Linked DNA regions of Homo sapiens: region 1 is linked to region 2. The links are chromatin contacts, found by Hi-C or POLR2A ChIA-PET in ENCODE. All regions are on one chromosome and are shown on one strand. Each heading gives the region's core, a stretch centred on a gene start or an enhancer-like site at or near the end of the contact. The rest is flanking DNA. Distances are from core to core; before and after follow the strand shown.

Evidence for each region. A loop is a pair of places that touch in the nucleus more often than their neighbours do. ChIA-PET counts read pairs that join two places held with the same protein, here RNA polymerase II (POLR2A). Pooled maps may share reads with other maps.
Region 1: a loop to region 2 is called in a pooled map, with 1.9 times the contacts of the local background. The contact joins the enhancer-like site here to the promoter of LINC01213 in region 2. A Hi-C loop is called at or near these places in 4 of 50 pooled maps. POLR2A ChIA-PET finds 5 or more read pairs at or near these places in 4 of 52 experiments (Caco-2, OCI-LY7, PC-9 and 1 more).

The regions. Positions count from the first base shown.
Region 1 is chr3:150,467,938-150,472,806 of GRCh38, forward strand. No RefSeq gene overlaps it. Among named protein-coding and RNA genes, the nearest start is that of TSC22D2, 62 kb to the left of the region's middle. RefSeq lists an enhancer at 1,291-1,791. Within about 2 kb of position 1,739, at least 13 of the 41 ENCODE cell types and tissues checked have a DNase peak (open chromatin) inside an H3K27ac peak, as active enhancers do; they include PC-9, where a contact is called at or near this core.
Region 2 is chr3:150,235,330-150,240,238 of GRCh38, forward strand. It overlaps LINC01213 (long intergenic non-protein coding RNA 1213), which reads left to right and starts at 3,190. Exons shown (of 3, transcript NR_110168.1): 1 at 3,190-3,273; 2 at 3,606-3,669; 3 at 4,551-4,877.

The DNA of each region.
Region 1 (4,869 bases), core at 489-2,988, 230 kb after region 2:
GTGTATTTGTTTGAATGTGGGTCAAAATAAGGTCCATACACTGCAATTGGTTGGCATTCCTCTAAAGTCTCTTTTAATATGTGGGCTCCCCATACCTCTCTTTTCATCTTGAAATTCTTCAAGAATCTCAGTTATTTGCCCCATAGTTTTTTCTGAAGTCTGAGTTTTCCTAATTGCATTCTTATAGAATCCTCTGTCCCTGTATTTCCTAAATTAGTTCTAGAAGTTTAATCAGATTTATATTTTGTCAAGATTAATTCATAAGTGGTGGTATATACTTCCATCATATAATGTCTGTCTCTATTTTGTGATGTTGGAAGCATGGATAATCATTACCTAGACCCATTAGCCTATTAATTCTATTATCCCTTCTCACTCATTAGCGAAATACTTCTCTAAAGAGAGACTTGCCCTTACCAACTATTCAGCTACCCTGTGGTACAGTTTGTATAAGAAAGGGAGAGACTTAGTTCTTTCCTTTTATTTCCCAGTTTTCAAAATAATGAGTTGAGTACCTACAAAGGAATAAAAATAAATAAGGCATGATTAGGGAAGACTTACTCTGATATTTTATTCTGGGAAGAAGGAAAAGAGAATGCAGTGAGTTGATTTAGGATGCTATGACTCAGGTGTTAGTAGAGAGAAGCCAGGAAAAAGCCCCCAAAAAGTTGATAACAGGAAATGGCGACCTGAAGATTTGTCTGTTTACTGCTGAGTCTGGAAGCAACTTCTAAGTGAAGAGTACCTTGAGGGAATAGGGGTGGGAAGCCCATGTCTGGGCAGAGAAAGGGCTAGTTCAGAAGAAGCAACTGCAGGTAAGAAAAGCAGGTCGGTTAGCCCACGGATTCAGAGAGTGAAAAGTTACAGAAATGAGCAGTGGATTTTTCTGGGTTTACTTTCTGCCACACAGAGACTAGACATACTATCCTTACAATCTGACCATGAACCAGGAAGTTTACTAAGAAAGGCTGCATGGGGTAGGTAACATTTAGCACATGCAACAATACTTTTTATTTTATTTTATTTGAGATGGAGTTTTGCTCTTGTCGCCCAGGCTAGAGTGCAATGGCGCGATCTCCGCTCACAGCAACCTCCACCTCCCGGGTTCAAGCCATTCTCCTGTCTCAGCCTCCCTGGTAGCTGGGATTACAGGCATGCGCCACCATGCCAGGCTAATTTTTTGTATTTTTGTAGAGACAGAGTTTCACCATGTTGGTCAGGCTGGTCTCAAACTCCTAACCTCAGGTGATCCACCCACCTTGGCCTCCCAAAGTGCTAGGATTACCGGCGTGAGCCACCGCGCCCGGCCAACATGCAACAATACTTCTAAGCAAGGCGATACAGATCAGCAACTCTGGTGCCGATGTGTTCTATTTCCTTTGGTATCTGTGTCTTGATTCTTCACGCAGACCAATTTTGTTATCATCTTAATGGTCTTTCCCATAAGGAACCCACTAAGAGGTTTCAGTGTTGGGACATTAGCTTAAGAACCTAGGTAGTCAGCACGAGAACCTAGGTCTGTGGGACTCTCCTATTAATGACTCCTCTTACCTACCATTCTCCAGCCAGCGTTGTCTCCTGTTCTTCTCACCTCCCCCTATTCCATCCTGCCCCGAGTAGTCTATTCGTGCTAAAGCATTCACTGAGAAAAACTGTAAAGGGAGAGTCCCTTCTCAGAAACACCAGCTTCTTTTAAAATGGAACTTTTGAAGACCTCCCTGTTCTGTTCTCTGGAGAGAGTGAACAAGTAGAGACTTGGCAATAGCTGTGGAAACACCGCCAGCCTCTTGCTTCCAGCAACCTTGAGTTCCAAACCTGTGAGTCTTAGTTTTATATTCACTGACTTCAGCTTCCTGAACCCATCCCAGTTCAGCATTAGGTAATGGCTGTGATGACAGCTGACTCATCTGGTAATGCAGCTTTCCTGGAGGCTTCCTCTGCTCAGATAATCACACTCTGGGAGGGAAAAAAGGTTACAACAATCTTCTACCCCAGGATACTCAAGAATGTCATCCCCCAGAAGGGAGTTCTACGAGGAGGAGGAGAATGTCAGCCCCAGGAGGGGAGGTCCAGCGGGAGGAGGAGAAGAGGCTCTGGGCCCTACATAGGGGGTTTAAAGTGAAGAGCCTAGGAAACTTGGGGTGAGAAGGTGCCAGTACTTAGAGACAGAAACTGAGTGGTATAAAATGGAATGAGAATCCCCTCATTGCCCTTTGACAGCTGAGAAACTTCAAACTGGGCCCCGTTTGAGGGTAAGTTCTGCGAGAGTAGAGACTTCTACTTATTTATTCACAATTGTATTCCTGGTAACTAGTACGGTGATGTATTGCTTGACAGAAATACATTCTGAGAAATGTGTCGTTAGGATTTTGTCATTGTGCAAACATTATAGAGTGTACTTATACAAACCTGGATGATCTAGCCTACTACACACCTGGGTTATATTGTATAGCTATTGCTGCTAGGCTATAAAACTACAGCATGTCACTGTACTGATACTATACTGTGACACATGGTAAGTATTTGTGTACCTAAACATAGAAAAGGTACAGTAAGGATACAGTATAAAAGATTTAAAATGGTACACCTGTATAGGGCACTTACCATGAATGGAGCTTGCAGGACTGGAATTTGTTCTGGGTGAGTCAGTGAGTGAGTGGTGAGTGAATACGAAGGCCTGGGGGCATTACTGTGCACTACTGTGGACATTATAAACACTGTACACTTAGGCTACACTAAATTTATTTTTAAAACATTTTCCTTTAATAATAAATCAACCTTAACTTATTGTAATTTTTTTTTTTGAGACAGAGTCTTGCTCTGTCTCCCAGGCTGGAGTGCAGTGGCATGATCTCAGCTCACTGCAATCTCTTCCTCCCAGGTTCACGACATTCTCCTGCCTCAGCCTCCCGAGTAGCTGGGACTACAGGCAGCCACCACCACACCCGGCTAATTTTTTTTTGTATTTTTAGTAGAGACGGGGTCTCACCGTGTTAGCCAAGATGTTCTCGATCTCCTGACCTCGTGATCCACCCTCCTCAGCCTCCCAAAGTGCTGGGATTACAGGCGTGAGCCACTGTGCCCGGCCTTTTTTTTTTTTTTTTTTTTTGAGACAGGGTCTTGCTCTGTCACTCAGCCTGGAGCATAGTGGTATGATCATGGCTCACTGCAGCCTTCACTTCTTGGATTCAAGCAGTCTCTCACCTCAGCCTCCCGAGTAGCTGGGACTTACAGGCACATGCCACTGTGCCTGGCTAATTTTTTATAGAGATGGGAGTTTCCCTTTGTTATCCAGGCTGGTCTCGAACTCCTGGCCTCAAGAGATTCTCCCTTAGGCCTCCCAAAGTGCTGGAAATACAGGTGTGAGCCACCATGCCCAGCCACTGTAACTTTTTAGTTTTATAAACTTGAAATTTTTTTAACTTTTTTACTCCTTTGTAATAACACTTAGCTTAAAAGGCAAACACATTCTATAAGTGTACAAAAATACTTCCTTTATATTATTATATAAGCTTTTTTCTATTTTAAAATTTTTTAACTTTTTAAACTTTTTTGTTGAAAATTAAGACACAAACCCACATATTAGCCTAGGCCTACACAGGATCAGGATCATCAACATCACTGCCCTCTACCTCCACATCTTGTCCCACTGGAAGAGGTCTTTAGGGGCAATTACATGCATGGAGCAGTCATCTCCTATGAGAACAATGCCTTCTTCTGAAATACCTCCTAAAGGGCCTGCCTGAAGCTGTCTTACAGCTACCTTTTTTTTTTTTTTTTTTAATAAGTAGGACTGCACTCTAAAAGATAAAAAGTAGAGTATGGTAAATATATAAACCAGTAACATGGTTATTATCATTATGAAGTATTATGTGCTATACATAATTGTATGTGCTAGACTTTTATACGACTGGCAGCACAGTAGGTTTGTTTACATCGGGCATCACCACGAACATGTGAGTAAAGCGTTGCCCTGTGACTTTACTGATGGCGGCCCACAGTTGACCTAAATGTTGTTATGCAGCACATGATTGTACTGTTATTAAATGAATGAATGAGGGTTCACACCTATCTTACATATTCTTTATTCTTGAGCTTTCTGATCTCTAAATGTAGCCTGAGATAGCCAAATCATAGCCTTGTTGTAAGGATCAAACAATATAAAATATGTAAATCACGTAACTTGGATCTGGCCCACAGCAAGCATACAGTAAATGCTGCTCTTGTTTTCTTTCTCACCCCTTTCTAGGCATCTGGTTGAAGCAATGCTCTTTCTCCTCACTGCTTTTTGACCAAAAGCTTGGGAAAAAGACTAGGCAATCTTTAGGCCCAGGAAATAGCACCTGTGATAAATCCAAGGTCACCTAGATAGGTTTAATCACCTTCTCCAAATAATAACACTACCAAGTTTTACAGCACTCCTGACAAAAATCTATTTTTCCTCCTTTTCTTTCCCTTTAAGACAGGGTCTCACTCTGTCGCCCAGGCTGGAGTATAGTGGCACGATCACAGCTCACTGCAGCCTCAACCTCCTGGGCTCAGGTGTATTTTTCCTCCTTTATCTCTTTAGAACCTCACAACTACCCTAGTAAGCCTTGGGAAAGCAAGTATTTGGCTCATTTGACAGATAAGGAAACAGGTTCAGAGAATCCAGAGAGCTTGTGACCTGCCCAAGATCTCAGATCAGATTAGTGGTAGAACTAGATTCCAGCCCATGGGTGGCCATAGCCCACATTTTTCTCCCCATTGTGCTTAAATAGGTTAGAGGTCACAGGAAGAAAGAACCCCTTTTCTGGAAAAAATTATGTTGAAACTGTACCCAATTTATTCCTATTCATTGATTCATCTACTTGATTTCATTAGGCAGCT
Region 2 (4,909 bases), core at 1,940-4,439:
ATTGCTCCCCACTGCTCATATAAACCCCTGTGTGGTATGAATGCAATAGGAAAGGAGAGAAGGGAGCAACCAGCACAGGCTGAAATCATGAAGAGATGAAAGGAGGTGTAAGCTGGACCTTGGAGGATGTGTGGGATGTAGGATTTGGCTAAGTGTAAAGTGGAGAAATTGGGCTTGGAGTTGAAGAGGGATGGGAAGAGTTGATGGATGCCAGCAGTGACCAAAATAGGCCGTTGATGTGTAGAAGGTGGGATGTTAACTTGGCTACACAAGTCTAGGTCTTATTATGGAAAAACAAATGATGTGCCTGCCCTCAAGGAATTATCTAACTGGGGACTTAGAAACAAAAAAAAAATAATAATTTCTCTTTAATAATTCCTCATGCCCAGGCACAATACTGGGCACAGCATAGTTTCCAAAATTCAATACCAGACTGATTGGCTGCCATTCTTCTTAACTCAGTTGAGAGACTCCAAAACTTTCCATCTGCTGGCTCCTTCTTTGTATACTAAGGCCACATTTTCCATTTGCCTTCAAACAGTTTAACATTTTTGCTGCATTACTGAGGCCATTTTAATTTATCACTTTGTTTTAAAGCACTGCACCATCCAAAAATAGCACAAAATTACTCATTCTATTCAAGGGTAGATGGTACTGCAGCCTTATATGAGACATGTAATCTTTCACTGATTGGGCCAGTGTGAACACAGGCCTGGTTTTCAGAGTTCTAACAGTCCCGGATGGGAGCTGCTTGTTTTTTTGAAGCAAGTTTTAAGCTTTTTTGCCACCAGAGCCACTGAAGAATGCCTGACCAGCCACAGAGAGAAGCTATGCAGCTGGGTTCTGAATTCCTTCCTTGTCTAGAGATCCAGGCAGGCTGAAATATTTTAGAAAGAGTTGACTTACCAAACTTTCTTTCTCCTGGTTTTCCATAATGTCATTTCATGTACCTATTTTTAAAATGTTTAGTTTTACATTGGATTTTGTGTTTTAAGCCTATAAAAAACTTGATTTAGGATTTCACTGGAGCCTGGCAGAATAATTTAAAGGGAGAATTTCTTGAGAAATGGAAATCAGTACTGGTTTTTCCAAAAGTTTTGTTGAGATTATTTGTGATTGCTCTTATTTTTATAGTGAGTACAGCCCCTCCTTCCCCTTGCCTTCTGCCTCCCTTTTGTATGCATAAGACAGCCTCATTCTGGTGGCCTGTCTTGAAAATCACCATAATGGAATATATATGAGGATTAGGCACAGAAATGTCAGGCCTTATTAAATTTCAGTAGTCAAACTCGCTTTTGTGTTTCCCATTACCTCTCTGGTCTCTGAGACTTTCCAGAGAGGAATAACTCTCCATGTCCCATAGGAATTGTACCCCCTCCCCCAGTTTTAGCAGAACCTTGCCTGTTGTCAGTCATTATTGGAAGACTATGATGTTTTCCACTTTCATTGACTTTTAAAAAATTCTCTTGCAAAGAAGACCTTTGGGTGATTCATGCAATCAAATTCTGTTAGGGAGGAGAAAGTCTAGCTGTCAGTGGTATTATTAAATGCCCGGTGTAAAACCACGGAATCTGGGCATTCATACCCCCTCTCCCCAAGGAGCTCAGTGAGCTTTGGATGCATTACTTTCCTTTATTCATCCTCACAAGGGAACTCGAAGAGGAAGAGGGGGGCCAGGCTTCTTTAAACAATCTTCCTAGCATTTGTAGCTGCTGTAGTATACGTGGTACGATAGTTCCCCCACCGTAATCCACAGTTTTGCTTTCTGTGGTTTCAGTTACCTGCAGGACAGTATTATAAGATATTTTAAGAAACAGAGAGAGACCACATACACATAAATTTTATTAGAGTATATTGTTATAATCGTTCTATTTTATAGTTATTGCTGCCAATCTCTTACTGTGCCTAGTGTTTAAATTAAACTTTATCATAGGTATGTATAGGAAAATATATAGTCTGTATAAAGTTCTGTACTATCTGCAGTTTCAGGCATACCCCTGCAGATAATGGGGGCTACTGTATATACATTGTTTTTCACTCTAGGTGCCTCCAACTAAGTAGAAGTGTGGAGACTCGACAAGGTTTAGAAGGAACCTAAAATAGCTATTAAAGGTAGAGCCACCAGATCAGCGCAGCTGTCAGGGTTTGAAGGCACCCCTGCTTTTGGAGTTGGCAAAGACCTAAGGAATCCACCGCAAGGAGAGAAGGAGGGGGCATGGACACACACAGGTGATTTAGGAGCCTGAGGATACACCTCACTCCCAGGCAAGCTCTCCCACCCTCTGCCGCCAAGGAGAGTGCTGGCACATCTCTCTGGCAGTCTTCCACCTGAAAGAGCTAATCTGCCAGTCATCGCACACTCATCTTCCTGTGGGCTGCCAGGAAGAATCTGGGTCAGTGGGAGTTTACAGCTGTAGGAGCAGCCAGACCAGGTCATGAACTATGGTTCATCTACTTTGCAGAAAAGATTTAATGAATCCTTTAAGGCTATGTTGCCTCTCCCAGGGGTATTTGCATTTATAAAAGAACCAATGAATAAAACCATTATTTTATATGGGAAATTGGCAAATCAAGTGGAGGAGGCATTTAAGGCCTAGTAGATCCCTCACCTAGCCATAGATTATACCAGAAGTGTGGTCGATAACTACTGTACCTATTCAACATGCAGGGCATAGGAACAGCATGGAGACTGGCACGGAGGAGGGCTGAATTCCCAGAGGGCTGCCGCCAACTCAACAGTGAGGGGCTCAGACCCTTCACCTCTGTGGGTGTCAGTGTGCTTCTCTGTAGAATGAAGGGTAGGAAGAAGAACCAGTCCACACCGCTCCTTCCACTACCTCCTTTCCTCATCCCTCTTCCTTCTCTTTCACTGTTGGGGCGGCTGTGTGGATATCAGAGTTCAGCTGTACAAGCCGGAGTGGGAAGTTTTGGCTGATTGCCAGTTTTCTTCAGAATTTCTCTACAAGTTGAGTTAGGGAGCAGCAAGCTGGTGGCAGGGTGGAACCAGTGTTTGTTGTGCTTTCCATAAAATGAGATCCATCTCTTCCAAGCCACCCTTTTCTCCAGTACTGACTAGCTGATCTCCAAGATACCTGATGGTCTAGTTTCAGGATTAGCCCTGTGGTCTGACCCGCTGGCTACTCCAGATGGAACTGTCTCCGGGCTCTTCTGTGTGCTTAGCCTTCCCTCTGGGCAGAAATGCACCAGGGAAAGGACATAACGAAACTGGTTTTATCAGAACAGCCTGCCTGAGAGAGATCAAGCAGGGCACAGGTAAAAATGTTAATAAAAATTAAAAATAGAACCTGCAGAACAGGTATTGCTCTTTTTCAGTTGGCAGAAGCCTGCTGCCAATATCAGAGTGATCCCTACCAATGTGATGAGTGTGGGGAAGGCCATAGAAAGGACCGGCGAATGCTGGCATTGATGTGTGTTATTTTAACATTTCTGAAATCCTGTTCTTAGTCTGCACACCTTGTCCGAGGCTCCGATGTTATCCAGGTGATTCATCATTTAATGCTGTTGGCTTCAACATGGATTTAATGGTAACTAAACCAAGTGCACACTATGTGAAGATCTATTCACTTGGAGGTCCTTCATTTCAGGTCACCAGGTATGCCCCTGGGCTCCTGCCGCAGCTGATCGGGTGCTAGGTGCTGAGGATACACGGTGAGTTCCTTCTCTCCCCTCAGGGGCCGGTGTCTGGATGGGTAACTTTAATATGATGTCGGATACAGAGAGGGCCAAAAGAACATGAAGGAAGGCCCTTGACCTCCCAGGTGGTGAGCTGGAGACCTTGGGGAGATGGAGTGAGGTGCAATTTGCAGGAAGAAAGGAGTTACCCAGGTGAGCGGGAGGAAGGCAATGGCATTCCCAGTAGAGGGAGCTCTCTTTTTGTATATTGTGGACAGGAAGGAAGTGGGAGGTGGAAGGTGGGAAGAAGGTGGTCAGAAGGAAGAAAAGGAATTGCATTCTCTCCCTTTCCTACCCATCTGCACTCTTATTGCTGCAGAAATAGAGAGAGAAAATCCACATCTAGGGATGGTTTTTATCAGCTTAAAGGAGGTAGAATAAATTTGGATTACTGTTTCTAATAGCAACAAAACAAACAAATCAGAAAACCCAAGCTGCATGCAACCTGAATGTCTATCCATAGACATTGCTTAAACAAACGCAGTACATTCATATATATTATGGAATAATATGTAGTTTTAAAAAAAAAATAAGATAGCTTTATATGTAGAGAGATATCCAAGAAATATTAGTAAATAAAAAAGCAAGTCATAGGAAAATATATATAGTGTATACGTTCCCATTTATGTAAAGAAATATATGCATCTTGCTTGCGGTCATGTATTTTTGTGCATCTATATACATGCACATATATAAACACATAGAAAAAGGGTCTGGAAAGATTCTTAACTTCTGGGGAGGGAAGTGGGATTGGAGGATGGCAAAGAAGGACTTTCACTTTCTGCTCAGTTTGCTTCTATATTGTTTATATTTTTACCCGAGAATATATTACTGAGGTAATTTTTTTTTTTTTTTAGTCTGGGAGAAAGCAATTGGAAGAAATGCAAAGCTCTTCAAAGGAGACCTATAAAGTCATCTTTGTTTTGTTCATTCTTCTCATGTTTCTGCATTCTGGGCATTCTCCTAAATTGGGGAGAAACCAAAATGCCCAGAAGTCAAATTCTGCAACTGTCATCATGCAAAATGTCAAATGAGAGAACCAAAGTATGCTGGATTCTATATTGTTAGGAAGGGATGGTTAATTTGATTGACTCTTGGGAGCTATTTTTCTAGCATTAAGTAATTCTAGGGAACCCTTCTGTGATCATCTCTGAGTAAATAAAGAAGTGAAATTGCAATTCAAATAAGGAATCAACTTTAATGCTCTCATAGAGAA